Linked DNA regions of Homo sapiens: region 1 is linked to region 2. Evidence: read pairs that join two places in POLR2A ChIA-PET (ENCODE). Cell type or tissue: PC-9. All regions are shown on one strand.

Region 1 (5,000 bases), 390 kb before region 2:
ATTTATTCCTTTGCGGAGTCTGTTTAAAATTATATATCATAAAAGAAAGTAAATCAAACAGGGCCACGCCAGTAGAAAACACAGGAAAAAGGCAAAATAGACAGACTCATTTCATGTACAGTGCAAACGTGCCATAGCCTGAAATCATGACAAAACATAAAAACTGGGTAGAAAGCTGTACTTGAGTCTTTCCCTGTACTGTGAAATGCAATTGTTAAGATCTGAAATTACATTAAAATCATAAAACTTTAACTTTGAAAGGGATCATAACTACATAATCCAATGCTCTTTATCTGACTCATAAATCCTCTCTAGAACCTTCCAAAGAGATTGTAGTCTAGCCTGTTCTCGAAGGTTTCTGTGCCAGAGAATCTAGTATCTGAGCAAGTGATTCCATGCCAATGTGCTCCAATTGCTAGGACACTTTTTTCTTATGCTAAGCCCTTTATGTAACTTCCATTCAACGGGGCTCAGCTTTGTCCCATGGGTTATATACAATAAATCTAATTTCTCATTCCCCAGACAACCATTTTCCTGTCAGTCCACCGTAATAAAAGCTTCCAATTTTTAGCACATTTTTTTTTTCTTTGTAGAGACGGGGGTCTCACTATGTTGCCTAGGCTGGTCTCAAACTCCTGGTCTTAAGTCATCCTCCTGCCTTGGCCTCCCTAAGTGCTAGGATTACAGGCATGAGCCACTGCACCCAGCCTAGCTGGATATATTTTCAAGCTTCCCTTGCAGTTAAGTATAGTCATGTTTGTTTTAGCAATGGGATAAAAGGTAAAGGGAACACGCCAATCACACAAGCACCTTCAGAGGGAGCAGGTATGAGCATCTCTGTACCCGCTGGCAAGAAATTAGATGCAATGGTTGGAGTGCCTGCAACTATCTAAGACTATGAGGTAATCTTAAAAATGGAATCCTCCCATAGTGGCACAAAAAGACAGAAAGAGCTTGGTCCCCGACACTGGAGCACCAGGCCAGCCTTGGACTGGCTCTGTCAGATTTCTTAAATGTGAAAGAAAAATAAAACTTGTATATTGTTTGTGCCACTGTTATTTGTTATTATTGTTGTTATTCACAGCTGAGTCTAATCCTAACCAATGCTTTGAGGTTTCAGGTTTCATATTTACTCCTCAGTTATAGACTACATGCATCATTATTGAGTACTGATTATTAAGCTATAATACAATAAAAATGTTTTCAAAAGAATGAAGACAATTTGAGATTTACTTGTTGCAACGATTTTCAACTGACACCCATTACAAATCCTAATAAAGGAACAAACATATTCGGTTGTAAAAAGCAAGTTACAAAGCATTATATAAGTGAATGATCTTGTTTTTGTAAAAGCAAACAACAAAACCCCAAACTCTTAATGTCCACAAAAATGAGTGGCATGCAGGTGGATGTATACTAAACCAGGGATGCTATAGAGCATTGGGTAGGTGGGAGTTAAGAAGTTGACAGCACTGTTACTAGCAACATCAGAAGGAAACCTGTTTGTAGGTTTAATATTTTAAAAAACAGCACCGTCTAGAGGTGACCGCTCCCCACTGACTCAATCTGTCCCTGTGCACCGGGACTAGGAAGCAGAGCCTGAGACAAAGCTCTCAGCAGGTTTAGAAGGACCCAGCCTTACTGAATAGGAAGGCAGGACACATTCAAGAAGGAAACAACAACCAACAAACCTCTTCCTACCTGGCCTTTTCTGATTTTCTCTTCTCTCCTCCCATTAACACTCCAGGCACAATCCAGGTGAAAGGCTACAGAAAGACAGCAGACCACAGTCAGTGCAAAGCCCCCTTTACTAACATCAGACATTGATTCCAAATTCCCTTTCCTTAAACAAGGCATGGGAGAAAACTGGTGCTTCTCATTGTATAAGGTGTTATTGTGCAGACACAATTCCTAGGCATTGCTACACCCATGTTCACTATCAGCAGTAACTTGAATTATAGGTATATAACTAGCTTCTACCACAGTGAGAGAGAAATGTGAGCTTCTTAAATCATTCAAGTAGCTTGCCTTTCTTTTCCCACAGAGCCTGAACTGAAAACACATGTCAGTAAGTCTACTGCCATTTTTGGGGTTAAGATAAAAACCCAAGCAACACCCTTCCCTACTCTCCACCCCTAATAAAAGAAAGGATGGATCAATTCATGATCCAATTTGGTGAGCTGGCTGGCTTTGATTCTGAAGCCTTCACTCTCCTTTCTTAAACAAATCCTACTTGCAGCTAAGTTGCTTTCTACTGGATCACCATCAGGCTGTACCTGTGAATTTCTGTATGTGGCTTGCTAGTGACTATGATGAACAAATTGCAGGACTTTATGCACCAGGAGTCACTGATAATTCAGCTAAGCTAGAAATTGGTAGGTTTAGATCAGTAAAAACCTATAAACTGCCTAGAGAGAGCAGAGATATCCAGGCAAAAGGAAATAATTCTTATCTCTTTGAAAATAAAGAATAGACTGTAGTATATTAAATCCTTCCTCAAAGTCAGCAAGCAAGATGAAATGGAACTCATGGTTTGCCTTACCTTAAGCAGTTTCTGGACAGTGTCAAAGCTTTGTAGAGCTAGCTGTAAAAATTTTAAAAGTTATAGATGATGAACAGGATCCCCCTTTTTTTTTTTTTAAAGACAATTTAATGTGATTAGGATCCAAACTTGGACCTCAAGTTAAGATTTAAGAAGAAAAAAAATCCTATACACAGAATCTAATATACCTTGTTCTTAGACTGGTTCTGCAACCTGTCAGTTTGGGCAAAGAGGGTAAAGACAACACTTCTATTTCTTGGACATACACAAAAATAGTGTTTTGTGCTCCCTCTGCTGGCTCAAATTCCCAGAGTGCCACACAGAGAAGTTCAAGTCTGTGGTGCACAAAAACGTAAGAGAATGAAACAAAGTAACCTGAATTTGACTCTCCTTAGAAAGAGAAAGAATATAATATGTACGCAGAGTAAACCACAATAGTGACGCAACAGGGTAGCCTCTGGGAACTTCGCTCTCAAGGAGCGATGACTGTATTCTACAACTGTGCCAGGATATCTGAAGCCTGGGAGATGGTCGCTCCTCAAGTTTATATCAATAAAACAAAAGCAAACCAACAGCTCCATTTGAGAACAAAGCAAGTGAAAATTAAAGTAGGCTACAACCATTAACAACCTTCAAAAATGCCTCATACAGAATCCCGTTCTTAAAGAACGTATATACAGTTTCCACATATTTAGTATTCATGAAGCATCCTCGAGAAGTAGCAAGTTTGCTGCTGTAAAAATTTTAATAGCTTCTGTGCCTGCTCCTTCATTGGACTGAGCTGAGATAGGGGACTGCAGGCTATATGAAAAGCTGACTTCAAATCATCTCTGTGATCAATTCTCTGTAAGGAAGTGATTAGCATTTGATATAGAAACCACATACCCTAATCTGAAGTTGCCTCTGTAGGCAAATAAAATAGATCAGATAGAAGAGATTTCCACCAAGAAAGAAAAAAATATTGAAAAGTTTAACTTTTAGGAACAAGTAACATTTTTGGTAGCAGTAGCTTCTTAAAAAAAATAAAGGTTCATTTTCAGAGCCAACTGCTTTTGGTTTTGAATAAAGTTGCTAAAAAATTGCATTTCTGTAGGTTTTTTTTTAGCAACTTAATTCAAAACCCAATTAAACAGACATTTAATAGTATCATTAGTTTCTAGACAATAGGAAAATACTTTTCCATACTTATGATTCTCAGAGACTACTTGAATTTTTCTCCTTGACAAGAACCAGAAGGATGGTTTCCAGGCAAATGGAACTGGTGTGCAGTGGCTTGTGCAGTAGGGAGAAACATGGTAAAACCACTTTTAAATTCAACGGGACATTAGTGAAAGCATGTGCTTAAAACTTGTCCCAAAAGGGAGCCTGCTTACCTCTCTCGTTGGCACGAGCACCAGGGCATAGGGGCCATCACTGCGCTGTTGACACACAGAAAAAAAATGCCATGAGCAGGATAAACAAAGGCAGACTCCAAACGGACAGGACACAGGGGTGGCCGGTTGTAGAACATCAGAAGCACTCTTAATGAAGAAAGGGACAAAATAAGGTTGCCCACTGATGTGGTCTGGCTGTGCCCCCACCCAAATTTCGACTTGCATTGTATCTCCCAGAATTCCCACATGTTGTAGGAGGAAGGGCAGGGGGGCAGGAGTGAGGTGGTAATTGAATCAGGGGGGCCGGTTATTCTCGTGATAATGAATAAGTCTCACGAGATCTGATGGGTTTATCAGGGGTTTCTGCTTTTGCGTCTTCCTCATTCTCTCTTGCTGCTGCCATGTAAGAAATGTCTTTCGTCCTCTGCCATGATTATGAGACCTCCCCCAGCCATGTGGAACTGTAAGTCAAATTAAACCTCTTTGTCTTCCCAGTCTCGGGTATGTTTTTATCAGCAGTGTAAAAATGGACTAACACACCCACTAACCCCATTATTCTAGAATACTGTTCTAGAGGTCCTGGCCCATACAATCAGACAAGAAATATGATGTATAAAATTAGAAAATAGGAAACAAAATTATTGTTAGCAGATGTTATTTTATCTTACAAAAAAAAAAACCATAAGAGAACTAATGTAAAATCTATTACAAACAAGATAATTTTGTCAAGCAGCTGAATGCAAAATTAACATATAAAAATCAATAGCCAGGTGCAGTGGCTCACGCCTGTAATCCCAGCACTTTGGGAGGCCAAGACAGGCGGATCACTTGAGGTCAGGAGTTTGAGACCAGCCTGGCCAACATGGTGAAACCCCGTCTCTACTAAAAATACAAAAATTAGCTGGGCATGGTGGCGGGCGCCTGTAATCCCAGCTCTTCGGGAGGCTGAGGCAGGAGAATCACTTGAACCCAGGAGGTGGAGGTTGCAGTGGGCTGAGATCGCACCATTGTGCTCCAGCCTGGGCAACAAGTGAAAAACTCAGTCTCAAAAAAAAAAAAAAAAAAAAAAAAAAAAAAAAAAAAAA
Region 2 (5,000 bases):
TTGGCACTGGGAGACAGAAGCTGGATAGCCCTCAGGGGCTGACCCGCAGGGTGTTGAACCTCAGGGAACAGCAGAGAGAGAGCTCGGCACGATTTATCACCCCAGGCTGTGGGGTCCTGGAAAAGAGCTACCGTACAGCCCATGCCCACTCGTCTGGAGGACCATCCAAGTGGAAAGGGGACAGTCTGGGCTTCTGGTCTACTGTGTGCACAAGTGTAACAATCACTTTTGTTTAAAGTGCGGACAGAATATTTAATCCATTCCATCCAGGCGTTTGCATCTCAGTACCCTGTTTCAATTGCTAGAGTTTGCTTTAGGTCTCTTACTTCTACAGCTGCTACTTTGGCTGGGTCGTTGTGGAGACCGGAGGGGAACACTGGGCCTGATATGTTTGGGGAGAGCGTTGGGTCCCATACGTTCCCTGGACTCTGGGTCTGGGTTTCTTCATTGTTTTTAACCGCCGATGGTCCAGTCAACCTTAGAGAGGGTTCCTATGGGATCCCGTCCTGTAACATCTGCTCCTAACCCGTACCGTCCGAATACAGAGGGTTCTTGGGCCATTGTTTGGGGATTATCTATAATTAGCAATAAGGGGTTACACCGCAGTGGCTTACAATTTGGTGGAGTGGAGCGATGGATAAGTTAGAGTTTTTGTTTGAGTTTCCGCAACTTATTTAAAGGAGGGGGGTTGGCTGTCCGCCTCCCATATTGACTGGTCCACCAAACATTTGCCCAGTCACCACAGGGGCCCTTTAAGGCTCCATACTTATACTTGTTTGACTGTCTGCGATATGGACATGGATACTTAACTACATCGGATAGCTGCCTTTGAGCTTGTTCGTATCTGCACGGGGTAAGAACAAGTGTCGAACTGAAGGGTCAAGGGATGGTTAGCCTGAGTCACATTGATGACAAGATGACCTTATGTTGGAAAGAAAAGGAAAAATAGACAAGTGATTATTAAGCCCTTTTTAGGGTTAGTTTGGTAGGGGTGGGTCCCGGGGTGACAGCCCATTTTTCCCTGTCTGTGGACATTACTCCTTTCACCTGGCGTGTAGTGTGCCCATCCCTTTTCAGCCGTTCGAATCGCTGTTTCAGTAGTTAAGAGTACCAGATAAGGCCCTTCCCAAGCTGGTTCAAGTTTTCCCTCCTTCCAGCTTTTGATGAGAACGTGATCCCCAGGCTGATGCTGGTGTGCTGGAAACTCTAGAGCTGGCGTCTGTGCTCAGAGGCCTTCAGTCCTGAGGGAAGAAAAAGTGGAGGAGAGACCAAGTTTATAGTTTTTAAGAAACTGATCTTTGTTTCAAACGTAGCAATGTCAGCAATGGAGTGTAGATAAGGCAACCCATATAGCATTTCATAAGGGGATAAGCCAACATCTTTCCAAGGGGCAGTTCGGATTTTTCACAAGGCAATGGGAAGGCATTTAGTCCATGGCAACCGAGTCTCTAAGACTAATTTGGTTAAGTGACTCTTCAGAGTTTGGTTCATTCTCTCCACTCTTCCTGATGAAGGTGGGTGCCAGGGAGTGTGGTATTCCCCTGCTATGTCTAGTACTTGGGCTAGTTTCTTGACGGCATGTGCAGTGAAATGAGTCCCATTATCTGAATCAATATTTTGTATTAATCTGTTAAACCTGGGTATAATATTCTCAATCAATGCTTTAATTACATTATTAGCAGTTGCACTTGAAAAGGGAATAGGTTCCCTCCAGTGCGTAAGGTGATCTACTATCACTAATAAGTACTTTAGGCAACCGACTGGGGGCATTTCGGTGTAATCAATTTGGACACTTTGGGACGGTCTTAACCCTGGACTCCTTTCCCCCAGGGAGTGGTTTTCTTAGGGTCTGCTTATTAGTCTTTTTGCATATTAGACAACTATCTGTAACTTGTCTTTCCAGAGTATAAATTCCTATACATCCCTAAACCCTGAGAACTGCATCACACATGGCTTGGGGTCCCCAGTGAATTCCTTGATGCAGCTGAGATAAGACTTCTCTCTTGAGGGGTTTGGATAACATTTCTCTTTGGTCTGGTAACACCCATTTCCCTTCAGAATTCTCTTTGGCCCCTATTTTTATTAATTTCCCTTTTTCAGTGGAAGAGAAGATGGGAACTGCGGTCGGGGGAGGAAGACAAGGGGTTAGGTGAAAAGTGAGCGTTTTGAGGAAATGGCAGCTTGTTTGGCTATTTGATCTGCAAGGTTATTACCTCGACTTTCACAAGAAAGACCTTTCTGGTGTCCTGGGACATGGACAGTAGCTATTTCTTCTGGCAGCTGGAGGTTACCTAACACTTGGGTGATTAATTCCTTGTGGGCAAGGTCTTGGCCTTTGCTATTAATGAGACCTCGTTCGGTCCAAATTTTTCCAAAGGTATGAGCTAGCCCGAAGGCGTACTTGGAATCAGAATAAATAGTTCCTTCTTGGTTTTGCAAGTGCTTTAAGGCTTGATTCATTGCAAACAATTCACATGTTTGGGCAGACCAATGACTGGGCAGCCTTCCTGACCCTCCTTCTGCAAGGGCTTCCCCATAGACTACTGAATATCCATTATGTCTTTTTCCTTCAGTTACCTGGGAAGAGCCATCTATAAATAAGTGCTGCCCTGTTTGAAAGGGGTCTCCCTTACATCGGGCCTGAATCTAAACACTCATGCTCAGGTCCTTTTAGATTTGGATTCCCTGTTAGGAGACCTGCTGGGTTAAGTGAATTATCAGTGGTTAGTGTTAAATCATCTCTCTAATAGGATAGCTTCATACTTTAAAATTTTTGAGTCAGTGAGCCATCTCCCTGCTTTCTGGTTTAAGATAGTTCTAACTTGATGAGGCGTGCTCACAACTAAATCTCCCCCAAAGGTCAGCTTTCTGCTTTCTTCAGTTAACAAAGCCGTAGCCGCAATGGATTGAATACATTCAAGCCATCCACAGGTTACTGGATCTAAAACTTTCGACAGGAACACCACAGGTTGCCAGTGACCCCCGTGTTCTTGAGTAAGTACCCCTAAAGCTACCCCCTTCTTTACATTAATGAAAAGATGAGATGGCTTTTCTAGGGAAGGCAGGGCTAGGACGGGGCAGTTATGAGCATATGTTTTAGTTCTTCAACCTGGTGGATTTCTTCAGAGGTCCACAGAAGAGGGTCAGGCTTTTCTTGGGCAAGCTTTAGGTATAAAGATTTTGTTTTTAGGGCATATGAGTCAATCCGTAAGCGGCAATATCCAACCAATCCTAGGAATGTTACGAGTTCCTGCTTAGTTTTAGGCAAAGTTAAGAAGGACACGATCCCTTCGACGTGTTCAGTTCCTGTCCTTCGTATCAAGTGTCCTAGGTATTTAACTTCTGGCTCTACAGATTGAAGCTTTCCCTTTGAAACCCCATAACCCTTTTCCTTGCAAATGGTTAAGGAGGTGGACGGAGAGGGCAGCTATCCGTTCTGTAGCTTCACCAGATACCAGCGGGTCATCCACGTATTGGAGCAGGCATGTGTTTTGGGGTAGAAATTTGTTCTAGAACTTGTTCTAGAATCTGACCGAAGAGGTTAGAGGAGTCTGTGAAGTCTTGGGGGAGAACTGTCCGTCGATACTGTTGCTTCCGTCCGGAATGGGGATCTTTCCATTCGCAAGCAAAAATGTCTCGGCTGTCCTCAGACAAGGGGCATGCCCAAAAAGCATCTTAAATATATTACTGTAAACCACTGATGGTCGTATGGAATTTTGCTGAGGAGGGTGTAAGGATTAGGGACAACAGGGTGAGTAGTCTGGAATATCTGGCTGATGGCCCAGAGGCCTTGCACTAGTCAGTATGACCCATCTGACTTTCTTACAGGCAGTATTGGGATAAGGGGACACACCGGGTTCAAGGAGCCCGTCCCTAATGAGACTCTCAATGATAGGTTTTAGGCCTATTCTGCCTTCTAAGGGGATGGGATATTGCTTCCTTCTTACTATTTCCCCCCGGGGTTTTTAACTTTATATGTATGGTGGGGGGGTGGGACTTGGAGTCTTCCCCAATTCCCTTCCCTTGACCAGAGATCGGGATGAATGTATTTTTCTTCATGGTGGTAAGTAGGTTTAATGAGGTGAGGAATCCTTCTGGGCTAACATGTAAACCTATACCTAACTTTAAGTCTCTTCCTAACGGGTTAGTTCCTGCTTCAGGGATTAGCAGAAATTTAACGTGGGCTGTTCGATTTTTATGTTTGAACTCTGCGTCTTCTAAGATTTTTGCTCTAAATCCTTCTCCCTTTACCCCTGAAACAAAAAGCTCTTCTGAGGAGCAGCTGACGCTAGACGGAAGGGAACAAACAGAAGAGCGAGCAGCACCCTTCTGCAGAAGTAAACTTAGCACATTTAGTTCTGCAGAAGAAAGGTGCTGTGCTGCTCGCTCTTCTGGCCACCAGAGCACACGGAACAAAGGAGGAAAGGTTCCTGTGTCTTGTCCCACTGGCTGGAGTTGGACCGCACAATCTAAGCTGATCTCGATTGGCTATTTCAAATAGAACAGGGATGTGGGTTACAGTGGCTGGATGAGCGGTTTCGCCAGGAAGAATAGTTTCGGCGGGAAGGGCAGTTACAGAGCGGGTAACTAAGGGCAAGGAGGCGCAAAGAACAAGGAAGTTAGACTTTGAAGATGGAGAACAAAGAAGAAGGGAGTTGAACAAGCTGAACCTTTGAGGAGGAACTCACTCAACCTGGATATCTAATATCCGGGACACTGAGAGAGGGACGGAGTTGCTGGACGGCGGCTGAAGGGGAGAGTCTACCCGGGCGTGTGGTTTCCTTGGCAACGGAGAGTGTGGTGGACTCTGGGTGCCCAATGGGCAGGGCTTTGGTATCTGTAATTGCCAGGAACAGCCTTTTTCTCCCCAGGGGACAGAGGGGAAGGGACTGTGGGGGAGACCCCTAGGAGCTTTTTTTTTTTTTTTTTTGAGACGGAGTCTGGCTCCGTCGCCCAGGCTGGAGTGCAGTGGCGCGATCTCGGCTCACTGTAACCTCCGC

What was found. ChIA-PET counts read pairs that join two places held together with the same protein. Peaks named below come from ENCODE experiments on the same cell type or tissue, not always from the same donor. Only the 100,000 strongest peaks of a DNase experiment are listed, where the experiment ranks them.
Region 1: POLR2A ChIA-PET joins it to region 2 with 22 read pairs; 5 of 35 experiments call an interaction of 5 or more read pairs at or near these places.

What each region holds. Positions count from the first base shown.
Region 1 is chr9:132,648,533-132,653,532 of GRCh38, forward strand. DDX31 (DEAD-box helicase 31) reads right to left here. Exons shown (of 20, transcript NM_022779.9): 7 at 3,916-3,960; 8 at 2,543-2,584; 9 at 1,702-1,766; 10 at 1-19. Among named protein-coding and RNA genes, the nearest start is that of DDX31, 19 kb to the right of the region's middle. In PC-9, a CTCF peak has its summit at 2,884 (motif pointing left); a DNase peak (open chromatin) is centred at 2,869.
Region 2 is chr9:133,033,539-133,038,538 of GRCh38, forward strand. The region is part of intron 1 of GTF3C5 (general transcription factor IIIC subunit 5); the gene reads left to right. Among named protein-coding and RNA genes, the nearest start is that of GTF3C5, 5.0 kb to the left of the region's middle. In PC-9, no CTCF peak of the experiment used is centred here; a DNase peak (open chromatin) is centred at 2,463.